2 separate regions of the Mus musculus genome follow, and region 2 is linked to region 1. Evidence: chromatin loops called from intact Hi-C (ENCODE). Cell type or tissue: left cerebral cortex. All regions are shown on one strand. Each heading gives the region's core, and the rest is flanking DNA. Links, peaks and the distances in the headings are about the cores only.

Evidence for each region. Hi-C counts contacts between places; a loop is a spot of excess contacts. Peaks named below come from ENCODE experiments on the same cell type or tissue, not always from the same donor. Only the 100,000 strongest peaks of a DNase experiment are listed, where the experiment ranks them.
Region 2: a loop joins it to region 1, with 4 times the contacts of the local background. A loop is called at or near these places in 18 of 42 quality-filtered maps.

Annotation. Positions count from the first base shown.
Region 1 is chr8:46,734,658-46,745,674 of GRCm38, reverse strand. It overlaps Irf2 (interferon regulatory factor 2), which reads right to left and starts at 5,930. Exons shown (of 9, transcript NM_008391.4): 1 at 5,739-5,930. Gm16675 (predicted gene, 16675) reads left to right here and starts at 6,160. Exons shown (of 3, transcript NR_045750.1): 1 at 6,160-6,513; 2 at 9,332-9,403. In left cerebral cortex, for the core only: CTCF peaks have their summits at 3,965, 4,536, 6,104 and 9,194 (motif pointing left); DNase peaks (open chromatin) are centred at 6,107, 6,426, 6,861, 7,587 and 6 more places; H3K4me3 peaks cover 3,648 bases; H3K27ac peaks cover 3,030 bases.
Region 2 is chr8:46,681,964-46,692,980 of GRCm38, reverse strand. No RefSeq gene overlaps it. Among named protein-coding and RNA genes, the nearest start is that of Gm31111, 8.5 kb to the right of the region's middle. In left cerebral cortex, for the core only: a CTCF peak has its summit at 6,225; DNase peaks (open chromatin) are centred at 2,140, 5,771 and 5,993; H3K4me3 peaks cover 881 bases; H3K27ac peaks cover 772 bases.

The sequences.
Region 1 (11,017 bases), core at 1,610-9,609:
ATAGAGATAAAAGTCAATGCCAAGGTTCGGGGTATAGCTGAATGGTAGAGCACTTGCTTAGCACACTCCAGGCTATGGGTTCAATTCAGGGCATATACATGTGTGCTTGTGGGTGCAAGTGTGTGTGTGTGTGTGTGTGTGTGTGTGTGTGTGTGTGTGTGTGTGTGTGTGTGTGTTTTGTGTGTGTGTGTTTTGTGCATGGATGTAGTGAATTCTAGGCTTCTGAGCCCATTCACCTTTCTCTATACAAAACCCTGTACATGGCTAGTTGTCTACAAATCCTTGATAAATGAATATGTTTGTGGATCACGACATTTAACTATTATTCACTTCAAGTAATGGTATAGGATTCCTGGGTCCCCAGAGGAACTCGAAGTTCTGAGGGAAGGCCTCAGCTGGTCCCAGTATGTCAGGACCTTCCCAGAGCGCCAACACATGGGTTTCCCTCTGTTTGGGTAGAATAAGGCTTACTAGATTTTACTAGATTTGATGCGAATCACATTTTTTTTAAAGGATTTATTTATTATTATACATAAGTATACTGTAGCTGTCTTCAGACACACCAGAAGAGGGCATCAGATCCTATTACAGATGGTTGTGAGCCACCATGTGGTTGCTGGGATTTGAACTCAGGACCTTCAGAAGAGCAGTCAGTGCTCTTACTCACTGAGCCATCTCGCCAGCCCCCGAATCACATTTTTTTACAAGTTGACCAGGAGTTCTGACTGGAAGCCACAGGTATCCAAGTACTGAAAAGAAATCACATGAAGGCTTCCTACGTGAACAGTTTGTCTCAGGGACTGTCCTAAGATGAATCCTGTAAGGTGTAAAATCAACTTAAAGGGCTACCTGACAGTCAAGGGCTAGCCATCATAGGCCTACTGCTCGCTCTGAATTCACACAGAGCCTGGGAAATCTTCACCACATGGCCACAGTTTGGGTGGTAGCTGCCTGGGGCTTGCATTTTTCTGGGTCATTGTTTTCCTTGGCATTTTATTTGAAAATAATGGCTTCATGTTTAAATCTGGTACCTATACATAATTTATTATTCCTTTGGGGCTAAGTCAAAGCTTGATCAAACCTCCTTAGCTACAATCTCCACTGGCTAACACCCCCACTCAACTCAGCCCCATTATACATTAAGCTGATATTCTTAACTAAATATTAATCCATGCAAACCAAAGAGCAGTACAGGAGTAGGGCAGACAGAGGTAGAAAGTCCTGCTCACCTCTCCCCCTGTCCAGGAAGGAGTATGGAGTGCCATACATATGAATAGCATTGGCTTTACTGTTAATACTTCCTGTTACTTCACAGCAATGTATTTGTTCACATATCATATATTACAAATCTATACTATTGATGTTCATTCTCGCTTATAATGTCGTATTATTTTACTCACATAGTGTTGCGCACTCGTCAGTGAATCCAAGTCAACCAAGTCCCTTTAATGACAGCGCAATGGACTGCAGAATAGAACTAAGTCCCTTTAATGACAGCGCAATGGACTGCAGAATAGAACTAAGTCCCTTTAATGACAGCGCAATGGACTGCAGAATAGAACTAAGCCATACCCATAACAGCAATAACTTAATGAGTCTGACACGACGGTGAAGAAAATTCAGACCAAAGAATAGTGACACCTGTGTGTTGCATTATAAAAAGGGGAAACATATTGTCCCTCATACTCAGGTCCTAGCCTATAATACACACACACCCCTATGTACACAGCTATAAGTGTGGGTGTCCTATGCTATTTAGAAAAGAGACCAAGAAAGAGTACTATTAGGTGATGGGGAAAGACAGACTGCAAAGGGAACCATGAGGCATGAAGGAGAACATAAAGCTAATGTTTTTCTAGGTTTTAATGTTAGTGGTAGGTGTAACTATGTAACGATTAACGAAATGCAAGCCCCCCAGGTGATGTTTGTGGACTTCAGAGGGGCCCTTTCCAACCACAGAGAGGTTCAGAGAAATCACAGAGACGGGGATTGGGCAAGTGTTTGTCTGAATGGCCGCCTCTCTCTACCTTTATGATGTCTTTATGGGTAAGTTCATTACAATAAAGAATTTAATGTATAAATAAATTGGAAAAACATGCATCCAAGTCAGTTATCCCCACATCATTTGGTCTTCATGGATACCAGTCAACTGTTCTCCTAGCAGGCCAAAAAAAAGAGAAAAAAATTCACATAATATTTCACTGCTAAACATTTTTGATACTTTACATATAATAGTTATCCAAATGTGTAATTCTTTGCCATGATTTGTGTACCCTCAGAGGCACTGTCCTGTCCTGTTGTGATTCCTCACTTTTATTTTAAAGACAAGCTCTCAGCCTGTATCTAAACTTGAACTCACAATCCTCCTGCCTCAGCCTCAATGGGATAAAAAGTATGTACCGGGACACTCACCTCTCTAATATTCGCTTTAACAGTAATCTAACAGAACTTAGAAAGTCAATACATGACACATTTGTGGGTTACTATAATTTACACAATGTTCTTCCACACACAGTATCACAATTGTTCCCCCAAAGCAGCCCGGTAAGTAGAATACACTATTCCCTTTCTTAGACCAACCCCCAGAGGTAATTACTGGATTTATTTTTGGTTGTTGTCAGCTCACAGCTAGAATGCAACTTCTGTAGAACTTGAAGAGGCTATCTGTCCTTCACGGTTCTAGTTGGGTTCACAGAGCCTGCCACTGTGTCTGGTAGTTCATGGCCCACAAATATTTGTCAAATATATAAATAAGTTCTCCAGATTGCGCTAAGGCCTGTTTGGCAGGAGGCAGATAAGGGATCTGCAATAAAATTCCCGGTGTAGTTCAGTAGTCTATTTGCCATTAAAAAAGGGGGTGGGGTGGGGGGAAAGCTGGAAAAGAGGATCCAGATTTTACCGAATAAAGCTGAGATTAAAAGAGTGGTGCACTTGGATATGTGAGGAAATCAATGTGCGTCAAGGGACTATCCAAAGTTTCAAGTCTTCCACTCTTAGATTTAAACAGCTTTCACTCGCTCTGGTATATTAAATATTTACTTAATAAAGTATTTCAGGAGCCCATAGTTCCTAGAGCCTTCAGGACTTCATGTCAATTTCTCTTTTGCCTCAATTTGCTTCCAATTTGATTACAAGTCCTCTTTTTTTGTTTCATGAAGATGCCATTTTTACAGGTTAAGTCATTCTGAAACACGTGCAACTCTTCCTAACTTTTGCAGGTCAAGGGGGGGAAAAAAGACCACTCATTGAGAATGAAATATGTAAGTGTTTAATTTTAAGAAGCAGTAACAAATCATAACAGGCAAGATCTCTTGGATCTAAGCACAAGACAAAATCTAACTTCTTACGCAACAAGCTAGGCTATAAATTATAATCATTCACCAATCACAGTGACGTTCCGGACTTTGCCCCATCAATCAATAGATGCTCCAACGTTACCCCTTAGAGATGCCAACTCAAGCCTGAAATATTCCATTTGCTTGAAGCTGCCTTAGAAAAGCCAAATGCCAAGCTTTTATTGGTTTCTATTTTTGTGACACACGCCACCCCACCCCCCAAAAAAGAATGAGAGTTGAGAAAAATCAGAGACTCCTGCACTTGGGCGAGTGATTAAGTTAAACAGGGCAACCTCTAGGGCTCTGCCCTAACCAAGCAGTGTGCATCTGTCTACCATGCAATCAACCACCTTCTAAAAACAGTAGGCTAAACAAACGGGTCCCTGCACCTGCCCTTAAGCACCTTAAGTGCAGGCTGCTAACTTCAAATGTTACTTGCAGTCAGTCGATATAAAAAAAAACAAAAACAAAAACAAAAACAACCAACAAACAAAACTAATAAATGACTTCAGGCATGACAACAAGCTCCCAAGCTCCCGTGATTCCTGAAAATGCACAACAGGAAATGTAACTGTCCTCCACCCTCAGGAGCCATTCATCAAGAGCAGCCCGGAGTCCCAGCCACAGGGAGGCGAGTGGCAGAAAGCTAACCCCAGGACTACTTTGCCTCCCTGGTACAGACACAACCAAGGAAGGACAAGGAGTGCCCACGCGGGAGGGAGGAGGGGACAAGAAACATGTCCCCCAAGTTTCAAACACACTGGGCTTAAGGACCTGCAAACCCGCTCGCAAACGAGTGACAAGGTGGCCTGCCAATCCCAGGGGTCTTATTTACATCCGACCACCAAGGATCTCGCCTCCACCGACTGATCCGGGCGTCTCACCTGGGGCCCGAGCACAGTCCTGGCTCGCGGCGGAGGCTACTAGCCTCCTTCCCTTCCCTGCTCCTAAGGGGCGAGGGACTGAGGGTGGCAAACGGTCCGAGAGCCGGGGCCCAGCGGACAGCGTCCGGGGAGCCGGGGCCCTGAGCTCTCGCGAAGGCTTCCCGGGCCGCTCAGGGGAGCCGGCCCCCAAGGCCGAGCGACAGGGACTAGCTGGGCACCGCGATTGGCCGCGGCCCGCATCGCTCGCCCAGAGAGCCGGGCCGGCGGGGCGGAGAGGAAGTGGTGGCTGCCGCTCTGCACCAACCATGTTCGGCCGGCGGGCGAATGTCACCCGGCGCCCGGAGCGGGTCGGAGGGCACAGGGCGGGCACTCATTCCCACCACGTCCCGGAGACCCCAAGCGTTCGTCAGCCTCACCCCCAACCCCATGCTAGCCCGCCGGGCGCCGCTCGGTCCCCGGAGGTTCCCCGCCCCCACACCTCGCCCGTTCCGTAGCCAAGGCGGGTCGGGGCCCAGCGCGCCAGGCCGGCCCCGGGGGCGCCCGCGGGGACCCGGAGGCACTCGCAGCTAGGCCGCGCCGGGGTGGGTGACCCCTGAGCGCGGAGCCCTCCGGGGACGCGCCTCCGAGGCGCCTCACGCGCTGGGACAAGTGCAGTGACAAAGCCCGGAGGCCAGGCCAGACGCTGGCCGGCGGGGAGGAGGACGCGACGTTCCTGGCGTGTGGCGGCGGCCCAGTCCCCAGGAAGCCGGGCGCGCCGGCCAGGCCCGCGCCCAGCCGCGCGCGGAGCCCGCCCGGCCCGAGTGTCCACTGGCACCAGACGCCGGTCACCCGACCCCAAGCCCCGCGGGCGAGCGCATCCTGGGACCGCCTTAGGGCAGCCTTCAAGTTTACAGTGGTCACTGCCCGGGCACGGGCATCTAGGGACCGCGGGTGCCAGTCTATTTACACCAGAGACCGCCGGGAAAGAAGGGCCGCTGGGCACCGAGAAGAACCCGGTTCCCTTCCTCGGACCTGGTGGCGACAGTGTCTGTAAACACTCATACACATACAACACACACACACACACACACACACCAATTTTATTTTAAATGAGGCCGGACTCCAACGGACCTGTACCCACAACACACGACACCTGGAGCGCAGAATCACACAGAGCAGATCTGTGTCCATGGAGCCACCTCTTCTCATCTGCAAATCCAAAAGTGAAATTAAACCTTCACTAACCTCCTCCTCCTCCCTCTCTACCTCCTCCTCTTTGCAGCCTCAGCAGCCCCAGTACCAGCGGCAACAGCAGCAGACCCCTGCTTCCCCTAAAATCAGATGATCCATAACTGCGCCGACTCTTCCTCCAAAAATCGGTATTAATATTTATGAACCCCGGCATTTTTCCGTCTGCAAAACATCGTGTCAAAGCATCAGGACGCACATACATACATAGCTCCTCCTGTCCCCGTCAACATGCCCTCGAGAGAAAACACACGCACAGCCACAACTATTATTTGAAAAAAAAAAATGTTACCTCTCAATGTGCTTTTTTTTTTCCACGCTACCAATACAATCCCGCAAGGTGTGAGTGTTGTTAGGGTGTGTAAAATGGAAATGAAAGCCCGTCAGTTGAATAATCGCAGGAGCAAAACTAAAAGTTAGTCCCCGGCTTGCCTGAGAACAGTCCAGATCGAAAGCAAAACAAGGAGAGGAAACTGCGAGGAGCCGAGGCTGGAAATCCCCCCCACCCCCGCCCTCTCCCGGCCCCGCTCCCTCCCTCGCTCCCCCTCCGCCCTCCTCCCTCCCCGCCCTTCCTCCCCAGTGTTTGTTTCAAGCTTGTGCAACCCGGAGGTGGAGGCAGAGGGAGGGCTCCAGCCGCCAGCCTGGAGGTGCGGAAGTTCGCCGCCGCTGTTCATTGGCGGCCGGCACGGCTTTCATCATTTCTCGGAAAAGTCAATTTCATTTTCACTTCCCCACGTCGCGGCTGCGGGGAGCAACAAGCGGCAGCGCGTGTGAGCGTGGGGATCGCGCCGAAGGGCGCGCGCTTTTCACCGGGGCCACGCTGGGACTGTGGGGCACCAGAAGTGGTGGACGGGGCGCTGGCTTGGGAGCTGGCCACCAGCTGGTGGTGGCCGTAGGGAAGGAAGGAGATGACCTGACTCTACATCCTACCTGAAGGGTGGAGATGGACCAGAGAGAGCCCCGGAAGCCTGGGGACCCTTCCCGACCTGTGGCTTAAGTGCTCAGAACCGCTGTGCACAGGCTGCATATACAAACTCATCTTGGAAAGTCGCCCGCTGCAAAGGAATGTAAGGAACGAAGTCAGCTGAAAAGACGGCATTACTTGTGCCCCTACTTTATTGGATCTCCTACTGGGGAACGGGGGGGGGGGGGGGGTTTGAGGGGGGTTGAAGGGCCAGCCTGGCACTCAGTGTGGAAGCTAGGATGGTTAGGAAGGCCTTCCCCTAGAAAGTCACTCTCCAAAGTTACTTCATGTCTTTGCCATAACCGGTCCAGTTCCTGCAAAATGCAAGGGTTTGAGTTACATGAACTTAAACTGTCTTGATTGGGACTGAACCTGGAGGGAACGCTGCCTGTTAACTCCTAAATTTGGCTGTCCTTATTGGTTGAACATCCTTGGCTGCTGTCCTCTGTGCTGTTCCGTGGAGACAATACTGAATGCAAGAAGAGGGCCCAGTACCTATGACAGGTGCAGCGGCCTATGGGCTCTACTAGGCCAGCTCGCTTGGAACCTCTTGCTGTTTGGTCACTTAACTTTAAAAGTATTCCCTTACATTTAGTTACACCTGCTTCTTGCCTGGCTTACAGTTTCCTCAGCCCACCACCTGCCTTCTCTAACCACTGGGGAAAGCATCCCACCCTAGGAGACTGTCACTATCTATGTGTAAACATCTGAAAAATAATTCTACCTCCTCTTTGCCATAGAATTAGTGGATTCCACAGACAGGGATAAAGGAAAGTATGCATGCCCTTGTAGAAGGAGAGCAGTGAGATTAAGGACCCTGTCTTGTGGCCTCAAAATAGATCCTTCCTGCACAGTGTCCTTTATTTCTCCCATAATAACACTGCACACTCCTTGCATTTATATTTCATATATCAGTAACCACAGGGATATACACACTGCATGGTAGTTGTATGTCTTTACCCACCAGGCACCTAAGTTAAAAGCCTAATAACCACAGGTCATTATTTTCTGGCTTTGTGTGTGTATGGGTGAGTGTGGTACATGTGTGCATGTGTGCATGTGTACTCACGGAGGCCAGAGTGTCCTGCTCAGCCCTTCTCCACGGTGTTGATTGGAGACAGGGTTTCTCACTGAACCTAGAACTAGGCTGGTAGCCAGCCACTCCAGCAATCTTCATGTCTCTGCCAGCCACAGCACTGGAATGAGGTGGGCACAGAGCCAGACCTGGCTTTTCAAGAGTCTTGGGGATTTGAACTCAACTCCCCATTGCTTGCTCAGCAAGCCCCCTTCCCCCATCTCTGCGGCCCCTTTTGTTGTTGTTTTCTTTGCTGTTGCTGTTTTTTATTTTTGCTTGTTTGTTTGTGTGTCTGGGTTTTTTGTTTGTTTGTTTGTTTTGTTTTTTGTTTTTTTTCTAGACAGGATCATCTTAGGAAGTCTAGGTGAACCAGAATTGTTTTCCAAGCTGTCCGGGAACTAACAACGTTCCTGCCTTGGCTCTTGAATCCTGGAATTATGGGCCTGTGCTATCTCTGTTTATTTTAATCGGTGTGCAACCCATTGTCTTCTCTTCCCTAGAACAGGGAGAGGAAAGGCCTACATAAATAGCCCCTCCGGTCCCCATCCACACGCCTTCTTTCTGAGCTTCTTATCTCGGTTCAGCATCCTTCATGTGCAGGCCGAAGGAACGACAGAAACAATGAGGTCTGGTGGGGCCAACCGATGTCTCTTCCCTGCTATCTATGATAGGAGCTTCCTCAGAGATGAAAACTCAGGGGAGCCAGAGAGGACCATGTCCACAAATCTCTAAGAGGCATCCTAAGGCCCTGTATCCGTGAACAGAGGCTAGTCCTGGAAACCCCATTGCCAGGCACAGGGAGCATCCTGTCTCCGTGCTTTCCTGACGATTGGCTTCCCATTTGTGTCTTCACTAGATTCTCCATCAGGAAACAGTCCTGCCCGCTCTAAGTGCACCCCAATCTCACTGTTTCAGAAAGAGCAATGCCCTACTTATGTGTGGTCTTTAACCACACATAAAAAAGTTTTCTTGGACTGTTAATTTTTTTTTTCAGTTCTTGATTCCTTCTTTCCCACACGGTCTAGCAATCCATCCATCCAGTCCTATCAGTACACATCCAGTCACAATCAATCACAGCCTAGTTACAGGTCCATGCAACCCCCCAGGGTCTCCAGATGAGATGGATCATGGCAGTCCCTGAGCACCATGCCCAGTCACCTCCCTTGGGTTTGTCCACGTCAATAGACACATGGTTATCCAAATCAAGCAGACATTTTCTTCCCTTCAAGCCCAACTCGTGTCCTCTCTGCCCCTCAGAAGCTCATCTGGAGCTTACAGAATAGAGGCCATCTTGGTTATAAGGCACGTGAAATCAGTTTAATGTGGTAGCAGACTATCAGCTAGCCTCACGTGTTACCAGCTCAAGTGCCTATATCCCCACCCCCTTGCAAACCAACAGTCTTTTCCTTAATTTGCAGAATGTCACAGTCATTCTCACATCCCTTATTTGTCATTAGCCTGGGGCCCAGCACATAGAGGGTCAACTATTTTTGAATCCACAATTCCTTGCTCTTATCTCTGAGTTCGTACGGAATAGTCCAGACTTTCTCAGCGCATTTGTTTTATACTTCAATAGCATTTTAAAAGGTTGGTTGAGGGGCTGGAGAGATGGCTCAGTGGTTAAGAGCCCTGGCTGCTCTTCTAGAGGTCCTGAGTTCAATTCCCAGCAAACCACCTGGTGGCTCACAACCATCTATAGTGGGATCTGCTGCCCTCTGCTGGTATGTCTGAAGACAGCCACAGTGTAGTCACATATGTAAAAATAAATAAATAAATCCTTTAAAAAAAAAAAGGAAAAAAACGTTATTTTATTTTTATTTTGTGTGCATGCATGTTTTGCCTGTAGGCATGTGGATTCTGTGTGTGCCTGGAGGTCAAAAGAAGACGCAGATCTCCTGGAACTGAACTGTGGATGGCTGTGAGTTTCCATTTGGGTACTGGAACCTGAACCTGGGTCCTCTGCAAGAGTTGTACGTCCTCTTAACGGTTGAACCATTAGGCCAGATCCCATTAAGAACATTTTAATACAAATGTAACATTAGATGGAAGTCAGAAAACATAGAGAAGTTGAAAGAAAATAAGAGTTGTTGGGCGTAGTAGCAAGCATCTGCAATCCCAGCATTTGCCAGGCTGAGGAAGTCTGAGTTCAAGGCAAGCCTGAGCTACATAGGGAAACCTTGTTTAAAAAGAAACAAGGTTGAAGATGTAGCTCAATTGGTAGTATTTTCTTAAAGTAAGCAAAGACAGGAATCTGTCTTATTTACATCCACCATGTACATAACTGTATACACACACACACACACATACACACACACACACACACACACATACGGAGGTGGAGTCCCGCAATTTTATCCTCAGAAATAGACCTATGGATATTTCTATGTGCTTCCCATTCGTAATCTTTCGAATGTGCCATTTCCCATCCTTGTCTGCTCATGGTTTCCTGGTGCAGTCTGCACTTCCCATCCCCCGCTGGGCTTCTGTGACATCGTTCTGTCCCGTTCTGTTCCGCTTCTTGGCTGGCTCTTCTTTTGCTGCCAGCCTCCTAAATTATGGTGTTTCCAGGCACCCCGTCTCCAACCCTCTTATTTTCTCATTTTATATGTTTGGGTTTTTTTTTTTTTTTCTCTTTGGGCGCTCTCATCCACGCCCAGAGCCTGAGATATCACTACAGATGGTCCTGAACTTAACAATCATTTACTTACAATTTTCCAATTATGCAATGGTACAAAAGCAACAAGGACTCAGTAGAAAGCATACGGCAAATTCTGAATGTGGGTCTTTTCCTGGACTAGCACTAAGCAGTATAATACTTTGTTGCCATGTTGGGCAATGGCAGACCTTTTCATCTCCCATTCAACCACAGGGCCACCCTGTGAAACAACCCACACACTGCAATGTCCCAGTTGCTACACTCTTTCTCTAAACTAGGTATGTCAATAGCATTTTAGGATACAGTGCTTCCACTGGTAAATGTGTTTATGGGGGTCAGGCACCTTACAAGTTGAGAAGCATCCATATTTGGTGATGATTTCAAAATAAACTCTGAGCTACTGACATATATCACTTCCTAGATGCCAGTGAGATTCATATATATTCCAAATTCAGGTCAATACTCACACTAGGAAAACACAGACCATCTCAAGCCCAGGCTGCCTTGAAGTCAGGATCCTCCTCGCTTGGCCTTACAAATTCTGGGATTACACTCTTAAAGTACTCATAACATCTTTCCCTACAAACGCATATTGGTCATGTCATCAGGAGCCAGGAATCTGGGAAACATCACAGCACCGCCCCCTCACCAAACACACACACAACTAGTTTGAGCCCCTGGGGCTCCCTTAGACATAGGTACTGTTTGCAATTTTCCAGGCCCTTGAGCTCATAAAACGTAGGATGAATAGGACCGTGTTCTTACGCCCTTGATGAAATGTCACTGTAGATCAGAGATATAAATATGACTCAGAACATCCACATGGTACTGATCCACATAGTCACAAAATATTTCTTGACTCTTTGATGATGCACA
Region 2 (11,017 bases), core at 1,751-9,750, 53 kb after region 1:
ACATGCCATCCTTTGGAACCCGTGAGACTCTCTACTCTAGTCTGTCCTTCCTTATCACTCCTCCCATCTCTCTCTCTCTGCTCCCCAGCCCCTCCCTGTTCTGGGCTTGCCTCTGCTCTCAGTCTTCACATTCCCTCTACCTTTTTCTGGGATTTTCTTCCCCACAAGCACTGCCTGCCTGACATCCTTACTTTATTCTGGAATCCTTCCACAGTCACATCTTTTCAGAAGCCTCTGCCTGGATGACAACGCCATCTTCTCTTGCCCCTGACCCAGCGTTATTTTGCTCCCTAGCACTGACTGCTACCTACCTCTGTATGATTTATTCATGAGGCCCCTTTTTGTCTCTCACTGGGACATCGACTTTATGAAGGATCAGGCTTCCTTTGTGTCTTTTGTACTGCTCTGTCCTATCTTATAGAATCCGTGAGATGTGACGCACGTGCAGTATTTATTTGTTGGGTGAAAATACTTGTCAACACAAAATAAAAGTTAAAAAAAATGCTATCATTCATATTCATTAGAACACAGTGTGCCTACCTAAAAAGGATCCTAGAGAGAAAGAAGTAAGATCTGAGAGGCCGTGGGAGCATTAGGTGATCCAAGGCCTCACGCATCAGGACGAAATAGTAAGACTCCGAACATTAGAGGAGCTCTGAGGCTAAAGTGTTCTTAGATGGGCCAGGATAAAAATTTAACTATCTTAGAAAGTCTGAAAGAAAAAGAGGCTAAGGAATCAAAAAATTGAGGGGACAGGGACACACACATCACACACACACACAGACACCACATACACACACATACAACACACATACATACACCACACACACACACACACAAGAAGGTGCTGGTTTATGCAAAATATCTGGTAGGAATGTAGAAAAATAGTTTTTAAAAAATCCTTCCAGGAACTGAGATCATGGGTTAGGTGGGAACAAGAACCCAGAGCCAGTGAAGAGGCAGGAATCTTGGAGATTTACCCAAATAGTGGCCTCAGCTGACACAGCTCAGGAATGAAAAGGGCAACGTTTAGATGGAGCCTGGAGTCTTTCTTCCCCCACCACCATATTAAGAAACTGATAGCCAGGCAAGGGTAATGGTTCAGTTAATTAGGTGCTTGAGGCGCAACCCTGATGACCTGAATTCCACTCCCAGCAACACAGAAAATGCCTGGCATGGTAATACGTGCTTTTATTCCCAGCATTGGAGAAGTAGAGACAGACAGATCCCTGAGGCTCGCTTGCCAGCCAGCCTAGCTCAGTTGGTGAGCCCCAGATTCCAGTAGAAGACCCTGCTTCAAAACACAGAGTGGACAGACAGCTCCTGAAGAACAACTGACCTCTGGCCCCCATGCATATCTGCACACATGGACGCTCACGTGACACGTGGATGCTCACGTCACCCCACACACAAACTGCTGGGAGTAATCCCAACACTCCTCCTTTTACAAACACCCCAGTTTCATGTGGGTGGCACCCTGGGAGGGTGTGTAGTGACCTAAGACCATGGAACAATGTTAATAACAAAGTGAGGTTTCCAGCTGTCCTGTGGAGTGCGACTTACTAGCGAGGACACTGGTTCAGGCAGTCTACATTCAAAGCAAAACACAATAAAGGAGCCAAGAGTCATAGTCAAATGCGCTTGCTAGGATCTATTGAGATCTTTCAGTGCTGTAGACAGAGTGTCAGGTACTTTCTACATTCAAAAATTACACACACACACACACACACACACACACACACACACACACACACACCAGCAAGCACTGTTTTATTATGAACCTATGGAAAATTAAACACATGGGACAGCAAAGAATCATCTATTGTCTTCACTTGGGAAACAAATAGCGCCAAGCTGGGAGAGTTTCACAATGCCATTCCTAACTTTGGGGCAAGAAATGATGTTTTAACCAAAGAAGGACAAGGTGCTCATGGTCCCACCCTTAAGTCCGGGTATCTCAAACCTGCGGGACTTGAAAGAATACTGCTCTCAATTACCCTGGTCCTCCCTAGGGATAGAAGTAGCCTGGAGTAAAATAAAAGAACAGCTGGGAATGAGAGAGTCTGTTCTTTTTAGACTATAGCTTTCCCTTCCACTTCTGACAGAGCAAAGCAAACCAAAGAAGCAACAAACACAGCTCAAAAAGCCTTGGCCAACCGGCTACATTTTCACAATCTGCCCACACCTTAAACAAACGCGAAACATTGTAACCAGCTATAGTCAGAACCTGAAAGAGAAAAGCCTCAACCCGCAATCTACCTCTCTTGCTGACTATGGTTCCTGGTAAGATCCGGCATGCTATCAGAAGCTGACCAAGTTTTTAAAAGGCCTTTTTCAGAATAGGATATTTTTCTGGCAAACACCCAGCCCACAGATCAGGAGAAGTATATTATTAAGAGGCAATCAACACTGAAGGGTTTGAAGCCTAGAAATTATACTGATACATAGGCAACAGGCAATAGTGATCAGAATTCACTGTGAGTCCTTTAGATCTTTTTAAAAAGCCATTTAGCTGTTCATGGTCATAATTATGATGCTGGGTCAGGGTACCAACTCTCTTATTGGCCGAAGCAGCAGACTCAGAAGAATAAAAGAATCCTAGGGGGCAGGACATCTGCCGCAGAGAGTGCACTTTCACTCTCATGGGTCCATAGGAAACTCATGAATGGAGGCTCTGACCTGGAACCAACTAACTCTACACTTAAAGTGGAAGCCCAGGGCAGACTGAAAGGTTCAGTCAATTCATCATTTTTATGGGTTGTATACACAGAAAGGTGTCCATTCTGTTTGAAACAATAGGACCCGGAATTAAAATGAGTGTTCTCAGACACTGTGCAGGGCAAAGTTTCAGCGTGCCAACCTCCTCACGGGCCAGACTTTGAAATCCAATAATTTCACTTCAGTGGTTCTTGTAAATATCCCACTTTGATACGGAACAATAATTGTAAGGGTAAGAGTCACCTTTTAACTGATGCTCACAACGAGCCCAAGTCCTACAGCACTTCACAAATGGCACAGGCTACTGTGCTAAGCAGTACTCTTTCCACTTTCCAGATAAAGAAACTGAACCTCAAGGAGATGGGGGAGCCTGTCACAGTCACACAGCTAAGAAAGAGAATGAAGCAAACTTGTGCCCCCAATGAATTTATGCTAATTTAAGTTCTTCAGTAGCAAACAATGAGCCCCAATTTGCAATCCATCTATTCCTCCATCTCTCTCCTCCTCCGCTAGTCAGGGTACCACATGATGAACTCTGGCCCTTCATCCGGTCATCAAATACATCCTGAGCTCTCACCTTAATACTTCTTTCTACCTTTTGACTATTCTACATCCTATGTGCTAAGAATCCATTAATTACCCTACCCTACAGAGGTAAAATTCTAAGGTAGGGGGAAAGATGATAAACAGAAGAAAGAAGAAATACAGCAATGATACAAAGGTAAGGGATGAGGAAAATGGTAGAGGGACAAGACAGATACCAAGTGCAAAGCTACACAAAAACACAATTTTGAGGGTTGCAAAAGCATAACACTAGAGCAAAGGCTCTGAGAGGAAGCAGTGTTATGTGTCGCAACTAGGCTACAGGGCGCCATTTGCTAATCCAACACTAACGCAGGTGTTTCCTTTAAGGTATTTTGGAGATGTAGTTAACATTACTGTGGGGGTTAAATATATCTATATATCTTGACTCTAAGTAGTGACAATCCTCAAACATGTGAGTAGGACTCAAGAAATCGGTGGAAAGGCTTAATGACAGAATCTAAGCCAGGGCTTCCCTGTAGAAGAAGAAATCCCACCTCACGAGTCCAACATCAGCTCTTACCTTAGAGCAGGAGTTCTCAACCTGTGGGTCATGAGCCCAACATCCCTTTCACAGGGTCGCACATCCTGCATATCAGATATTTCCATTATGATCCATAACAGTAGCAAAATTACAGTTATAAAGTAACAATGGAAACAACTTTGTGTTTGGGGGTCACCATAACAAGAGGAACTGTAATTAAGGGGTCACAGCAATAGGGCATTAAAAACCACAGCATTAGGCCATTGAAAACCACTAACTTAGAGTTTCTGGCTCATGTGCCTGCCCTACAGATTTCAGACCCTCCAGTCCCAACAATTGTATACGACACTTCCATGAAACAAATCACCTAGTATGTTTTTCAATTATATATGTATACTATCATACATGTACATGTAAAGTTACTATATATATGCATATATATTATATGCAACTATACATGCATGCCATGTACCAAATATACATATGCATGTGTATAAATATATATATATATATATGTGTGTGTGTGTGTGTGTGTATGTGTGTGTATATATACATATGCATACATACACATATATACATATACACATATACATATATATATTTATATTGATATGTGTGTATACATATTTCTTACTGGCTTTGTTTCGGTGGGGAATTCCCACTGATGCGTGAAGTACTTAGCACAAGGGACATAAAAGCAAAAGCACACTGTATTAAACCTTAAGATGCCAACAGAGAGCTGTGACCGAGTCAGATGTGACTCACACAGGCACTGATATCTGACTTGTCTTCTCCAAGATCTTCAGGCCCTTCCTAGATTCTCTAGCTTCACTCACCACCCTTAAATCATGATAAACATGTTTTGTTTTGTGACAATGTTTCTCTATGTAGCGCTGGCTGTCCTGGAACTCACTCTATACACTAGGCTGCCCTTGAACTCATAGAGATCTGCTTGGCTCTGCCTCTGCTGGGATTAAAGGCAGGCACGATAACCACCTCGCTATCATCAATATTTCAACTTTTTAATGTTTTTATCATGTGTGGGTTTCTGCCAGTGAGTACAGTGGCCAGAGGGACCAGCAGAGGATAATGATCTCCTGTAGCTGGAGCTACAAGTTGGACCTCAATCAGTCCTCTACAAGAGCAACAGGTGCTCTTAACCACTGAGTCATCTCTCCAACATTTATATCTTAACTAGCATTTCTAGTTAATCTGACCTCTTATTACACAGTCCACATTATTTTTGTTTTAACCATCATCATATCATTATTAGCATCTCAATTTTAGGGTGTTTATGGAGAAGGAGCGTGTCCTTTTGAGTTGCTTTCACAAAACTATCAAGTACGGAGAGGAAGCATAGTGACTCACAGAGACTCCAGAATCAACAAACTAGGACATGCATCTTAAGCCCCCGACCCACCCATTTCCTCAACAGTGTCTTTTTATAAAGAAATGTATGCCCACTTTGAGTCACCTTTTTTGAATTTTTTAAAGTATGCTAGGCAAGTACTCTACCACTGAGCCCACCGCACTCACCCTTTAGCCCATTTCAATCTGAACTGGATGGGAATTGTAGTTCCTTAGAAATTACACCACACGCGCGCGCGCGCGCACACACACACACACACACACTTTCAGTTTTCCCTAAGTAGTATCTTCAAGACACATTAGTAGTAATAGGTTTTAAAAGATTAGAAAAAAAGGATTCCAGGCCAACACTAACAAAATCCTTAAAAACACCTGGTAAAGAAAGCACGCATACGTTTGCAGAATAAATTATCTGACAACTTATCTATAGTATTTTTATTTTTCACTAAAATGTCCGTGGTTTAAAGGGGGTGGGTGAAAGAAAAGAAAAGAAATGGTCACTAAACCACTATAACTCAGGATTGCTGGCCTGTCTCACTGATGATCTCTGACAAGTCCAAGGACTCGGCTGAATGACAAGAACAACAGCCAACCACCTGTAAGAGGACTGCCTGAAGGCGGAGCCAACGCCTCTCCCAGAAAGCAAGGTCTGTGCACACCAGAAAACGGGACAGATGCCGCCCTGTTATGGCTTGCTGTCCCCCTCTCCTCCCAGAAAAATACAAGCTAGTCCCAGTGACCTCCCAAAAAGACCCTAAATCCAGTAGTCAGCAAGGTTACTAACACTCCGGAAGTCCTTCGCAGGAAGTAAGGCTGCGCGGGCGGGGACACGATGCATCCTGGGAGATGTAGTCCACACTTGTGGCGCGCAGACGCAGTGGTAATGCAAGGTAGGCGTGCAGAACCCTGTGCGAGTTTAGTTTTCATTAATGATGTACTTTAAAAGGTATCAAAAAAAAGTCAGGTACTGGGGCCTAACGGCCTCGTTTCATATCACAGGGACAATCTATGAGTTCCTGCTAGACAGGAAGACTCGGTTTAGGAAGACAGTCCCTATCTAGTGGATCTGAAATAGATTGAGATAGCCCCCAAGTGGACAGTGAGGAGAAACCACATCTGTGCTATCAACAAACAGGTTGTTAAATCCAGGGAGGCAAGCCTTCCAAGGAGAGAAGTCCCACATCAGTCCCACTCTCTTTGAAATATAAGACTGCTATTGAAAATGTGTGTGTGTGTGTGTGTGTGTGTGTGTGTGTGTGTGTGTGTGTGTGTGTGTGTGCGCGCGCGCGCGCGCGCCAAAATCAAGATTAAAAAAGGTACCATCTGGAAGCTTAAACAGCAGAATGTTAAGATTAAGTTTTGGATCAAGAGATTACATTTCTGTTTCATGCATTTCATTATTTGGAAGGATAAAGAATCCCTTTTAGGTAGACTATGTCAAATGTAAAGCAAAGCATGTAGAATACATATTTTATACACCGGATATTTTCTACCATGTTATTTGAACATAATTTAAATTCATTCTCTCTCTCTCTCTCTCTCTCTCTCTCCTTCTTCTCCTTCTTCTTCTTCTTCTCCTCCTCCTCCTCCTCCTTCTTCTTCTTCTTCTCTCCTCCTCCTCCTCCTCCTCCTCCTCCTCCTCCTCCTCCTCCTCCTCCTCCTCCTCCTCCTTCTTCTTCTTCCCTCCTTTTTTTCTAATGGAACAACTCAGGAAAAAAAATTCTTTACAACGTGAATTCTAATTGTTGATAGCACTTGAACTATTAAGGATTTGTTAATATTATGTTTGTACTCTATGAGTTTGCTTAACTTGTTCTTTATTTCTTGTGTATTTTTTATAGATCCTTTAGGATTTTTTTCTTAATATGGACAACCTCGTCATCTTCAAATATAGTCTTTTTTATTTTTTCCAGCATGTGTGTTTTATATACTTTATTGCCTTGTTGCAATAGTTGGGACAGAAATGAGGGCAGTCACTACTGGCTTCTTCCTCGGATATAAAGAGAGAGCCGTTCAGTCTTTCCCAGAGGACTGGGTATTGACTATGGATTTGTTGTTATTGTTTCTCTGTTGTTATTGTATCTCTTTTACAGATATCCTAGGGGTTTTTTTGTTGTTTTTTTGTTTTTTGGTCTATTTTTAGGTTTCTGAAAGTTCTGAAAGTTACCGTCTAAGCTTGGTCAAATTCTTTTACTTGAAATGGTGGTGTGCTTTTGGGGTTGTTTTTGTGGTTGGTAGTGTTGATGTTGATTGACACACTTAGTTATATTGCTTGGTTTTTCAGAGTTCAAACAGGTCTTTCATCCCTAGGTTGAACACGGGGTAATGTTATTCCCATAAAATAAGTTAGAAGATACTTCCTCCTCTTTTCGTTCCTGTAGTTGTTTATGTACAATTTGTATCATTCTGTCTCCTGTTGATGCCATGGTTCTTTTCATGTATCAGTTTTGCTAGACTCACAGGACCCAGATATTTGGTCAAATGTTATAAATGTTTCTACTGAAGGTTTTTTTTGTTTTGTTTTGTTTTGTTTTGTTTTGTTTTGTTTTGTTTTGAGTCCTTTTGGTCTGTTTTTCTGCAGAAGTCTAATCTGTTATCTAAGCTTGGGGATTACTTTTTGTGACAGGGTCTCTTAATTTAGTTCTGGGCGATCTGGAACTCAGTAAGTAGATCAGGCTGTTCTCAAACTCGCAAAGATATACCTGCCTCTGTCTTCTGAGTGCTGGAATTAAAGACATGTGTCACCATGGCCTGGCCTAAAGTTTGAAGCTTTTAAGGTGGAAGATTTTCATCTACTACGTGGTCAGGTTTTTGTTTATTTAGTTTTTGTTTGATTGTTTATTTGTTTTGATTTTGAGGGTTTTGTTTTGTTTTGTTTGTTTTGTTTCTTTGGTCAACTGAACACAAGCCAACCTTGAGTCAACCTGGGAACAGGGAACCTCAATTGAGAGTACGCCTCTATCAGATTGTCCTCTAGGCAAGGTTGATGGGCATCATATTGATGGGTGATCAGAATGCGGAGGCAGCCCTACTGTGTGATCCTGGGCAAGCTGAGCAAGCCATGAAGAGCAAGCCAGTTAGCTGCACTCCTCCCTGGTTCTGTCCTGACTTCCCTCAATGATTCACTGAGACCAGGAAGCCAAACAAAACCTTTTGTGCCCAAGTTGGTTTTCTTTAGTGTTAAGGCCTAGGTAAATTATTAAGGCCTGGATGGAATGTGGAAGCCCAGGTAGAATGCTAAGGCCTAAATAACTGTTACCTGGCCTGGCTCACCTACCATTCTAAGGAAAGGTTCTCATATGTTTCTGCTTTTACTAGGAAACTTTCTAATGTCAAGTTGATTACGTATTCTGTTATGTTCTGTGCCCTTAAAAACCAATTGTGATAGAAATTATTAGAATTGTGTTGTGTAGTTACCTACCATAAGCTTGGACACAAACTAAGCATCCAGCAGCACTTTCTGCACTTGTGTATAAGCTTTTATGGTATTTGCCTTTATAAGCTGTCCCTGAGATGGACCCCAGCATATGAGAAACATCTGCACCAATATAAGAAAGTACTTGAAATAAATCTTCCATTTTGAGGAGTGGTAAAGTTCAAGTTCCCAAGATCTCCCTGAGAACTGACAGGCTACACAGCAGAAGGAGACATGTATGTGGATAACTGACATCCAGTTGGCAAGTTAAAAGATGAATGTTACACAAAACAAGTCCCATCCTGGTTGACAAGTTAAAACATGAATATTTGACAAGGCAAGTCCCCTGCCACAGTTGAATACCCCAACCAATGGGAGCAGGATAAATGAACAACAAAGACACGTCCCTAACGAAATCCCCAACCCTAAAGCTTCATTGGTGAAATAACTTGGCACAGATATTTTTAGGTCTCAGGCTTAACTCGGGGTCACAGTTCAGCCCCTGAGACTGAGTCATGTTCCTGGTCGATCAGCCAATGAACCACTGCTAGTTGACTGAGATCGGAGTCTAGGTGGTTTGTGCGACAATCCCCAGAACCCCACAGTTAGTGTTTCTCCACATTAATTAGGATACTGTAGTGGCTATTCCTGATTGTCAACTTGACTATATCTGGAATGAATTACAATCCAGAATTGGAAGGCTCACCAGTGACCCTAAATCTGGAGGCTGGGAGATAGAAGTTTCTTATCTGGATCTTGGTATGGAGATCTTGAGGCATAGTAGCTATGGATTCCAGAAGATTAAGACAGGAAGATCTCTGAGTTCAAGGTCATCTGGGATTAAAGGTGTGGTGGAACACACCTTTAATCTGGGCTACACCTTCTCCTGCAGACCATATAAGGACATTGGAAGAAGGGAGTCTCGCTCTCGCTCCTTTGCCTGCTTGCCGTGTGGGACTGAGTAACTGCTAGATCCTTAGACTTCCATTCACAGCTACTACTGAACCATTGTTGGGAATTGGACTGCAGATTGTAAGTAATCAATAAATTCCTTTACTATATAGAGACTATCCATAAGTTCTGTGACTCTAGAGAACCCTGACTAATACAGATACATTCAAGACAGTTTCTTACTATTTACAGGAATAACAATATCATTTGTCCTTAAGCCAGCCTTGATGGTTTCTTGATGGTGGAATACATATATAATCCCAGTGACTGTGAAGTGGAGATTGGATGTTCAGTGTCATCCTTAGCTTCATTGCAAGTGCAATGCCACCTTGGGCTGCAGGAGACACTCTCTCTCAAAAAAAAAATTGTTCCAGAGGGCTGGAGAGATGGAGAGATGGCTCGGGCTCAGCAGTTAAGAGCACTGACTGCTCTCCCAGAGGTTCAGAGTTCAATTCCCAGCAACCACACGGTGGCTTATAACCCCTCTGTAATGGGATCTGATGCCCACTTCTGGTGTGTCTGAAGACAGCTACAGTGTATTCATATACATGAAAGAAAGGAAGGAAGGAAGGAAGGAAGGAAGGAAGGAAGGAAGGAAGGAAGAAAGAAAGAAAGAAAGAAAGAAAGAAAGAAAGAAAGAAAGAAAGAAAGAAAGAAAGAAAGAAAGAAAGAAAGAAAGAAGTTTGTACAGGTGCCAACAAGATGACTTGGTCAGTAAGGGCACTCGTCACTAAACATGGTGACATGAGTTCAATCCCAGAAGTCTGTATGGTGGAGGGAAAGAACTGACTCTTCCAAGTTTTCTACTGAGTGCAGTCTGCAAATCACAGCATGCTCATTCACACATGCATGCACACACATGCACAGAAACAAAATAAATAAATAAATACATAAATACATAAATAAATGCTTTAAAAATCAAAGTGTCCATTCTGTCCATTTGTCTGTCCTATAAAATGTATGGGTACGAAGTGTTGCTGTCTTCCCTTATCAATCTGCTCATGTCTTTACATTCTGTAAACGCCCCATCGTTCACTCCTGACATTGATTCGCCCACCCCCTACCCCACCAGTCATGATAAAATCTTATAGAATGCACTGATTTCTTCAATGAGTCAGTTGTCATTGAGCTGATGTTCCTCATTTTCTTTCTATTACTGTTCTCTGAACTTCTGGCCTCATTTCCCTCCTACCTGTTATGGTTTAATTTTCCTAGCTTAAGTGGAAGCGTAGACTGTTAATTGAAGACCTTTCTTCTTTTTCAGCACAACCATTTCATATAAAGTGTGGAAGTCTCATTTTAACTTTTGCTCAGAGTATCCCATGAGCTTTGACACAGTTCGCTTTCACACTCGTTTGGGTAAATTACTTTCTAGTACACCTTATAACTTATCTGACTAGTGAGTTATTGGAAGTATTTCACTTGATTCATAAATGTCTTTCTTTGAACCACCATACATTTTAAAAATTATTTCCCACGTAGACGTTTAGTTTATGCTA